2 separate regions of the Homo sapiens genome follow, and region 1 is linked to region 2. A link is an interaction called in ENCODE POLR2A ChIA-PET data of the cell type or tissue named here. Cell type or tissue: PC-3. All regions are shown on one strand. Each heading gives the region's core, and the rest is flanking DNA. Links, peaks and the distances in the headings are about the cores only. Region 1 overlaps SH3TC2 (SH3 domain and tetratricopeptide repeats 2). Region 2 overlaps SH3TC2 (SH3 domain and tetratricopeptide repeats 2).

What was found. ChIA-PET counts read pairs that join two places held together with the same protein. Peaks named below come from ENCODE experiments on the same cell type or tissue, not always from the same donor. Only the 100,000 strongest peaks of a DNase experiment are listed, where the experiment ranks them.
Region 1: POLR2A ChIA-PET joins it to region 2 with 6 read pairs; 3 of 35 experiments call an interaction of 5 or more read pairs at or near these places.

The regions. Positions count from the first base shown.
Region 1 is chr5:149,055,053-149,059,457 of GRCh38, forward strand. The region is part of intron 1 of SH3TC2 (SH3 domain and tetratricopeptide repeats 2); the gene reads right to left. It also overlaps the pseudogene RNU6-732P. Among named protein-coding and RNA genes, the nearest start is that of MIR584, 5.2 kb to the right of the region's middle. In PC-3, for the core only: no CTCF peak of the experiment used is centred there; a DNase peak (open chromatin) is centred at 1,759; H3K27ac peaks cover 1,349 bases.
Region 2 is chr5:148,985,295-148,989,699 of GRCh38, forward strand. SH3TC2 (SH3 domain and tetratricopeptide repeats 2) reads right to left here. Exons shown (of 17, transcript NM_024577.4): 17 at 1-4,405. Among named protein-coding and RNA genes, the nearest start is that of MIR584, 75 kb to the right of the region's middle. In PC-3, for the core only: no CTCF peak of the experiment used is centred there; a DNase peak (open chromatin) is centred at 2,437; H3K27ac peaks cover 2,974 bases.

The DNA of each region.
Region 1 (4,405 bases), core at 125-4,124, 70 kb after region 2:
TATCTATGCAAAAAAAAACTTATAGAAAATATAGAAGAATATCTGCATGACTTGATGTTGACAGTGATTTCCTAAACAGGATGGAAAAAGTGCTACCCTCAAAAGGAATAATGGATAAATAGTAATACATTAAAATTAGAAACTTCTATTAATCAAAAGATGCAATTAAGAGACTGAAAAGCAAGTGACAGAGTACAAGAAAATATTGATCATACGTATGTATAGTTATCAAATAATTCAAACATAGAATATATAAGGAATGCCAAAAATCTTTGAGAAATAGGTAGCCAGCCCACCAGAAAAATGGGCAAAAGGCTTGAATAAACTTTTCACCAATGACAATATTCAAACAGCTAATAAATATATGAAAATTGTTTCACCTCATCAGGGAAATGAAAATTAAAACCACAATGGAACACAACTACACAGACTGGCTAAAATGAAAAAAAAAAGACAGATAAAGCCAAGTGTTTGTGAGGATATAGAGCAAGTAGAATACCTAGAATATACTGCAACTAGAATATACTGCAAGTGTGAAGATAAACTGAAGTTCTATCCTTGGAAAGCTGACAGTGTCAATTCAAGCTGAAAATATGCATGCACTAAGACCAAAAGACATCCACTAAAATATTCAGAACAGCACTATTTATAAGAACCCAAACTTGGCTACAATTCAAATGTCAATTTACACTAGAATGGACAAGTAAATGATGTATATATAATATATAATTAAATCTTAACACAGCAAACCGGGCATGGTGGCACATGCCTGCAATCTCAGCTATTTGGGAGGCCGAGTCTAGAGGATCGTTTCAGCCCAGGAGTTCAAGCCCAGCCTGGACAACATAGCAAGACCCATCCCCCAAAAATTAAATAAATAAATAAATCCAATACAACAATGAGAATGAATGAATTGCCACTGTATAAAACAATATCGATGAGTATATTCACTTGTGAAAAGTCACCACACTGTACACATGATTTCATGCACAATTCTATATAAATGGTAAATTTTTTTTAATCCTCTTAAAGCCTTTACTGACCTCAACATTCTTTTTTTTTTAACTTTTATTTTAGGTTTCGGGGTACATGTGAAGGTTTGGTTCTTAGGTAAACTTATATCATGGAGGTTTGTTATACAGATTATTTCATCAGCCAGGTATGAAGCTCAGTACCCAATAGTGATCTTTTCTGCTTCTCTCCCTCCTCCCAACCTCCACCCTCAAGTAGATCCCAGTGTCTGTTGTTTTCCTCTTTGTGTTTATAAGTTCTTATCATTTAGCTCCCACTTATAAGTGAGAACATGTGGCATTTTGTTTTCTGTTCCTGCATTAGTTTGCTAAGAATAATGGCCTCCAGCTCCATCCATGTCTCATGAAAGACATGCTCTCATTCTTTTTTATGGCTGTATAGTATTCTATGGTGTATATGTGTTAATGGTACATTTTTATGAAAAGCTGAATTTTATAATATTCCTGGAGCCCCTCTCTACTTACTCTACCTTGAAATATCTAGGAGTAGAGTTCTGAGGTGTGTGTTTTTAATTAGCACTTTGGGTATTTCTGATGTCTTCTAGAGTGTGAGAATGCTCAAGCCAATTCACCAGAGGCCTCGGATCCCATGAGCCAGAAGGGCACCTCTCTGAGAAACAATAAGGAAGCTGGAAAATTAGAATGCATTCTATAATAGGAAAAACAGCTAATAGTTACACATGGATTGACCGTTTACAGCATTCTTTTACACATGGTGTTATATTTCAACATGAAGAAGTTTGAAAACTTGAGCTGGGCCTTGGAAAAGAACCAGAGATGATTCAAGGCAACAAAAAACTGTCATATAGAATAAATTACCTTCGAAAAAAATGTATGATTTTTATAACTGAAAGAAAATAAACCAAAAGGTCTATGGTAGTTATTGCTGAGTCATTTTAACAATCTTTTTGATACTTTCATCTACTTTCCAAAATTCTAATTTTTCTTTTTTTATAGGCACATTTAAATATTATTTAACTGAAATATTAATTTTTTGAAAAATAAAAGTTTTGTATGTTAAAGACAACACAATCTGCTAATAATACAGGCTGCTGATTAACAATTGTTTTAATATTAATACTTTAATCTACTATTTAAATTCCAGCTTTGTCAATTGCCCCAGTAATATCAGTAATATCCTTTTTATCTTCTTTTCTTCTTCAGTATAGAATGCAGTCTAGGGTCAGTACTACATTTAGTTGTCAAATGTCTTTAGCCTGCTTTCATTGGGAACATTTCCATACGCTTTTTTTATGACTTTTTTTTTCTCTGATGACATTGATATTTTTGAATGATAAAGTCCCTCCTCCATCCTTCTTTTAGTTTTTCTTCAACTTTTATTTTAAGTTCAGGGGTACCTGTGCAGGATATGCAGGTTTATTATATAGGTAAACGTGTGCCCTGGTGATTTGCTGCACAGATCATCCCATCACCTAGGTATTTAGCCCAGCATCCATTCATTATCTATTCAAAAATATGGAACACTTCACAAATTTGCATGTCATCCTTGCACAGGGGCCATGCTAATCTTCTCTGTATCCTTCCGATTTTAGCATACATGCTGCCAAAGCAAGCTCTCTATTTTTCAAATATTCTGTGATCGGTATGCATTTGTTTTCTAACACTGAAGGCAGGTAGAGAAGTGGCTAAGAACAAGTGGCAATCAGACAGTCCTGGACTCAAACCCTGGCTTCTTCATTAGCCATGTGACCCATGTGAACCCAGTCTATGTAGTCTATATGGAGCTGACTCTCTCCCTAGCTCCAAAAGTGAGCACATAATTCAGGCATAATCCAACTGGGTTATGCAGTGCCATGGCCACATGATCAAAGTTAAGCCAATGAGAATTAGTTCTAGGACCCTCATCAGCACACTTAGTGATTTCTTTTCACTGGACTAGAAGCTATGAATATGACAGCCTGGAGCTGTGGCACCCACCACAAGGAGAAAGCCCACCTGACATTGAGTCCAACCCATAAAAACAGAGCTTAGGAAAGATAGCTTTCTGATAACATCATCTGAACACCTTGATTTAGCAATATCTGAAGAAAAAAACCTAGATTTTCAGTTATTAATCAATAAATTGCTTTTGATATAAGCTAGTTTTATTTTTATTATTATTGATCAGAAAAAGTTACTAACCCTCAATTCAGAAAAACACTGAGATTTATTTGTAAACTGCCAAACTGTTTTCCAAAGAGGCTGTAACATTTTGTATTCCCACCAGCAATGTGTGAGAGTTCTAGTTGCTCCACATCCTCACTAACACTTGATGTTATCAGTCTTTTTAATTTGGGCCATTCTAAGTAGGTAGGCCATTTTATCTGATTGTTTCAATGTGCATTTCCCTAATGACTTACGATGTTAATCACTTTTTCACATGCTTATTAGTCATCTACATACTTTTTATATGGAAGTGTCCATTCCAACATTTTGCAATTGTTATTGGGTTATTTATCTTATCATTATTGAGTTGAAAGAGCTTTTTTTTTTTTAATATACTTGTTCTGGATATTACTCCCCAGTTGATGGCTTGCTTTTTGTGTTCTTAGCAGATGTATGTAAGTGGGAGGAAAGCAGGATGGGGTGGGAATGAGCTTTGTACATACATGGGATGCTAGAAGCCAGCCTGCGCATGCTGGGGAGGTGGGTAGTTGTGGGACTAAAATGGATAAGTATGGTAGGTTCAAGATGGCAGAGCACTTTAAGGCAGGCAGGGGTGTTTAGAATGGATACAGTAAGCGATGGTGAGGTGTGAAATATTCTTGAGCATGGCAATGGCATAACAAAAGTGAAAATTCTACTTGGGTAACCTGGGAAGGATAAGGAGAGAAAAGCACAATAGGCAGAGAGACCAGCTGAAGAGGTGCTGTGAAAATCCAGGGAGGTGAGTGTAAGAATGTGGGCTGTGGCCCTGGCAATGAGAAGTGAGGGCATAGAGTGAATGAGGCTATATTTTTAAACAAGAAAAGAGAAGGCATCTTGACATATTGAATATGAGGGATAAACATGGGGAAGAGGCAAGAATTGCAGAAAATGAATGAAGGAAGGGATTTAAAAGATCACCTAGCTCCACTCCCAATTTTACTGTTGAGAAACTAAAGGCCCAGAGAGGAGTCATGATTTTACTGAGATCACACAGCAAATTAACAAAAGCGCCAGAGGCCATCCAAATCAATGGGTAGGAATGGGTAGGGACCTTGCCATTTTCTCTACATTAACCTGACCTCAGAACTCTAAAGTCTCGGGCCTCTGATCAGGGAAACATCTCACAACAACTTGCCGAAAATGAGAATTCACCTTCATTTCTCCTCTCTCAGCCTCTCTTTGCTCCTACCCACCCACCACCATGCTCAACTTTAAAAAGAAGACTA
Region 2 (4,405 bases), core at 328-4,327:
GGCAAATGCATTCAATGCCATCACTACTACAATCAAGATATAGAACAGCTCCATCACTTCAAACAATTTTCTTGTGTCTTTTTTCATCAATTCTTCCTCCAACTCACAGCACAGATCTGTTTGCTGATCCTGTAGTTTTTAAAATGCCATATGGATTATATACAGTATGTAGCATTTTAAGTCTGACTTCCTCTAATTAGCATAATGCATTTGATGTAACTCCAAGTTGTTGCATGTATTGGGTGCTCATTTCTTTTTATTACTGAGTAGTATTCCACTGTATGAATACACCATAGTTTGTTTATCCATTTCCCAGTTTGAAGACATTGGGTTGTTCCAATTTCTGGCAACTATGAATAAATCCACTCTAAACATTTGTGTATAGGCTTTTGTATACATAAGTTTTCATTTCTTTGATATAAATACCTAGGAGTAGCAATTCTGGATCACTTTGTAAGTGTATGTTTAATTTATAAGAAACTATCAAAGCATTTTCCAAAACAGCTGTTTCATTTTGCATTCCCAGCAGCAATAGCCACTTTTATTTTTCAATGTGTGGAATGTCATTTTTATATAGATTTGGCCCACTATCATATCTCCATTAGGGCTCAAAAGACTTCATGTCTGTGCTGGGAGCAAAGTAACCTATAGATACCACTCGATCATTTTTCTGACATGAGACTTACAGAGTATCATCTCTAGGGTGATTTTTGAAAAACACATAAATGCAGAATCTTGGTGTTTAAAAGGAAATTAGAACTCATTAGTTCAACTTCTTTAAGTAAGGCTGTTTTGATCCAATTATAATCAATTTTCACTCACTAAGGCCCTGCTTAATAGCCTATTTTACTGCCCGTGTGAACTTGGGTATGTTACATAACTGCCTTAAACCACAGCTTCTTCATCTCTGCAGGGTTTTTGTAAGAACAAGAGAAAAAAAATGTATCTGAAATCAGAAAGCAATTAAATATTGTGCTAATTAAAAAACAGACATTGCTAGTGACTGTTCTAAAAACCTAATAGCACAAATCATGTGATTACTAAATGTTAGAACTAAAAGAACCTTAGAGATCTTCCATTAGGTCCCAGCTCTAAATGATAGACTTAGTGAGAAAACGGAAGCCCTGGAAAGCCAAGGTAACCCCACTCACTCCCTATTACATCTCCTTGTCTTACTTTTATCATAGCACTCATTTTTCTGCTGTTTCTCTGACCCTTTGTGAGTTAAGATCTGCCAGGGTAGCAACCTCCATCAACTACATTGCTTAGAATGCAGTAAGTTCTTAATAAATGCTTGTTGAATTATCATTTTAAAAGTGAACTTCAATTAGATTATTCATACACAACAGGTTTGAGTACATGACAGATACCTTTTTTGACAAATTATTAAGCCACTTGTTAGGGTGACTTGTAGGCATCATAATAAGCCAAATCAGAGCATAAGAATTGCTCAGTCAACCAAATGTGACGAGCCTAAATCCCATTCCCATGCTGTAATCTCCCAGTCCTGTTCTGTCTTGCTCCTCCAAGGGACACGTTGTATAAACAGCATCAAGTGTTAACTTGTTAAAACAGTTACACCCAAAAAATGCTGAGATTATTTAACAATGCAATAATATGAGGTCATATCAAGAATTCCAAGGAGAGGCAGAGTTTTCAAAGACTCCAGTTCAATGCCAGGGAGCTATTGTTTCTAAAATGATTTTTGGAAAATGAAATATTAATTCCCCAGCTAATGTATTTCATGGTAGTTCATTGTGCTTAATTCTCTAATCTGAAATTCTTTATTTTAGATCCATTCCAAAATCATCTTATTAGTCTCACACTTTAGAAGAAATGTGTAAATCAAATGCTTCTAAATTTAATTTGATTTAAATTATTTTAACCACTGTAACCCCTCTGTGGGGAGAGGAGAAAAAGCACATTTTTGCCAATGGTCTTTGTTCTGAACAAAGATTGGTTCTATCTGTCACCATTGGGAATGTTCAGGAATATTCTCATTGGATTGCAAGTGCCAAGAGGACAAGAACTTTATAAGTTTTTTTCATTGATCTATTGCTACAGCCTGGGGCAGTGCCAGGCACATAGAAGGAATCTAACAACTATTTATTGAGTATGTAAGTAAACTTGAGGAGATAAGGTGTTGAAACTCTCCCAGGCCTTATTCATGAGAGATCAGGCTGAGCTTCCAGCTAACATTTCTATCCCACAGCAGACCTGCATGGTCTTTACATCTATAGTCTTGGGCATATTCCATAAGACTTCCACATATTTGGCTGGGTTTCTCACCTATAGCATTTTCAAAGAGTCTCACTATATATAAACACTGAAATAACTAAGTGCCAGGAATGACTACAGAAACAAAGGGAAACCTTATAACGAGTGTGGTGGAGTGATTCAGTGAAGATCATCAGATTAAGACTGAGAAGAACAAAGCTGTGGTCACTCTCCCACCACTTAACAAGCATGGGAAGCTCACCAAGTCATGTCCTCACTCGAGGCCTCATTCAAAATCTGTGTGTGTGTGTGTGTGTGTGTGTGTGTGTGTGTGTGTGTGTGTGTTCTTTAGATCATGAAACTTCTCATCTGAAAATCTCCACTCTGTGGCCCAGAGTAAGCTTACATAGTGAGTGCACCTAAAGGTGAGCCATCTCCACTTTGGCCACTTCTCCAGATACCCACAAGGAAGTGCCGAGAATGCTGTTGCACCTCCTCTGGCCAAGGACAGAGAGTCATATCATCTGCCCACTTGGAGACAGAGAAGGTGACTTACCTAATATTTTTCCTGCATGTCTTAAGGACAAGGCTGGGTTCTTTTGGCCTTACTGGGTAATAAAAACTCTATGCACACAGGCTAGAAGTTGAGTGGTGGAAGATTCAAGAGAACAAGCTAGATTTTATGAAAAGTGGGTAACAAAGCATCTTTACTCCTTCTCCCATGGACATGAAAATCATTATCAAAAATCCTACCCCAGATGGGAATGTTATCTGGTCTTGTAAAGCTGCCTTACTATCTAGTCCCCAAGATAGCCCCAAGTGAACCAGGCTTCCCAGTGCTCATGCCATTGAGTAATCCCCTCCTATACCAGCTCTAGGCTGGCTTTGTATAACCAATAAAATATAGCAGATGTGACACTGTGTGACTTCTGAGGCCAGGTCATAGGAAGCTTTGCAGCTCCCCGTTTAATCTCCTGGAATGCTAGCTCTTGGAATGCACTCTCTTGGAACCAGCCACCATGCTGTAAGACGGCCAAGCCACATGGAGTCGACATGGCTCACGGCTCCAGTTGATCACAGCCCCAGCTGAGCTCCCAACCAACTGCAAGCATCAACTGTTAGCCCCGTGAGGAAGCCATCTTCGATGCCCAGCCCAGAGGAGCCTTTGATGACTCCAGCTCTGGCCACTATTGGACTGCAACAACAGTAGAGAACCCAAGCGAGAATTGCCCGGGTGAGCCCAGTCAATCCATCAGACCAACAGATGATGATAAGCTGTTTTAAATCAGAAACTTTTGGGGTGGTTTGTTATGTCACTTGTTCCACCTCATGGTTCAAAAACACGATCCCCATAACTTTAATGTTTAAGGGTTATCACTTTGCTTTCTTCTTTGGATTTGAGATGTCATTTGCAAGCAACCTTCTCTCTCACTCAAAATGTTTCCCTTATCTGGTCTAGTTGTGCCCTACTGAGCCCAGACATGAAGGAAATAAAAAAACAACCACCAACCACACACTCATATAACACACACAACACACACAAAACAATGTCTTGGATTGTGGAAGAATTTGCTATTGTCATTGTTTTTTAACGTATTTTCTTTATATTTCCTTGAGTTCCTTTTGGAGTCATTGAATTCCCTTTTTGAGTCTTTTTTCCAAGATTACAGGCTCAAGTCATGGGTTTTAAAAATAGCCATAATCTATTAACGACCTATTACATTCCAGCCACCATGCTAACTGCTTTAGACATATTAATTCATTAATTTTACAATAACTTTGCTATATAGGTATTTATTATCCCCATTTTACAGTTGAAAGAGCCATAGCTCAGAAAGATAAAGTGATTTGTTAATGCTACACAGATACTAAGCACTTTGAGACAAGATTTGAACCTAGGTCTACCTTAACCAGCATAAATATGGCTGAGGAATATCTGAATTCATTCACATCCAGAAATCACATTGTAGTTGTTGAATCCTTTGGCAGGAGCTATACCTTGGTCAGCAGAACTGTGTACCTTGGAAAATCACTCTGAAGGAAGGACTTACATGTGAGTTTTGGGGATTGCAAAGTGTTGACATTTTCAGACCACCTATGTATATTGCTGCAGATGTTGGTACAATTCTGTATTGTCCGGTTTGCACTGATAATAAAACAGTCTGATAAAATCTTATGCCATTCTTCC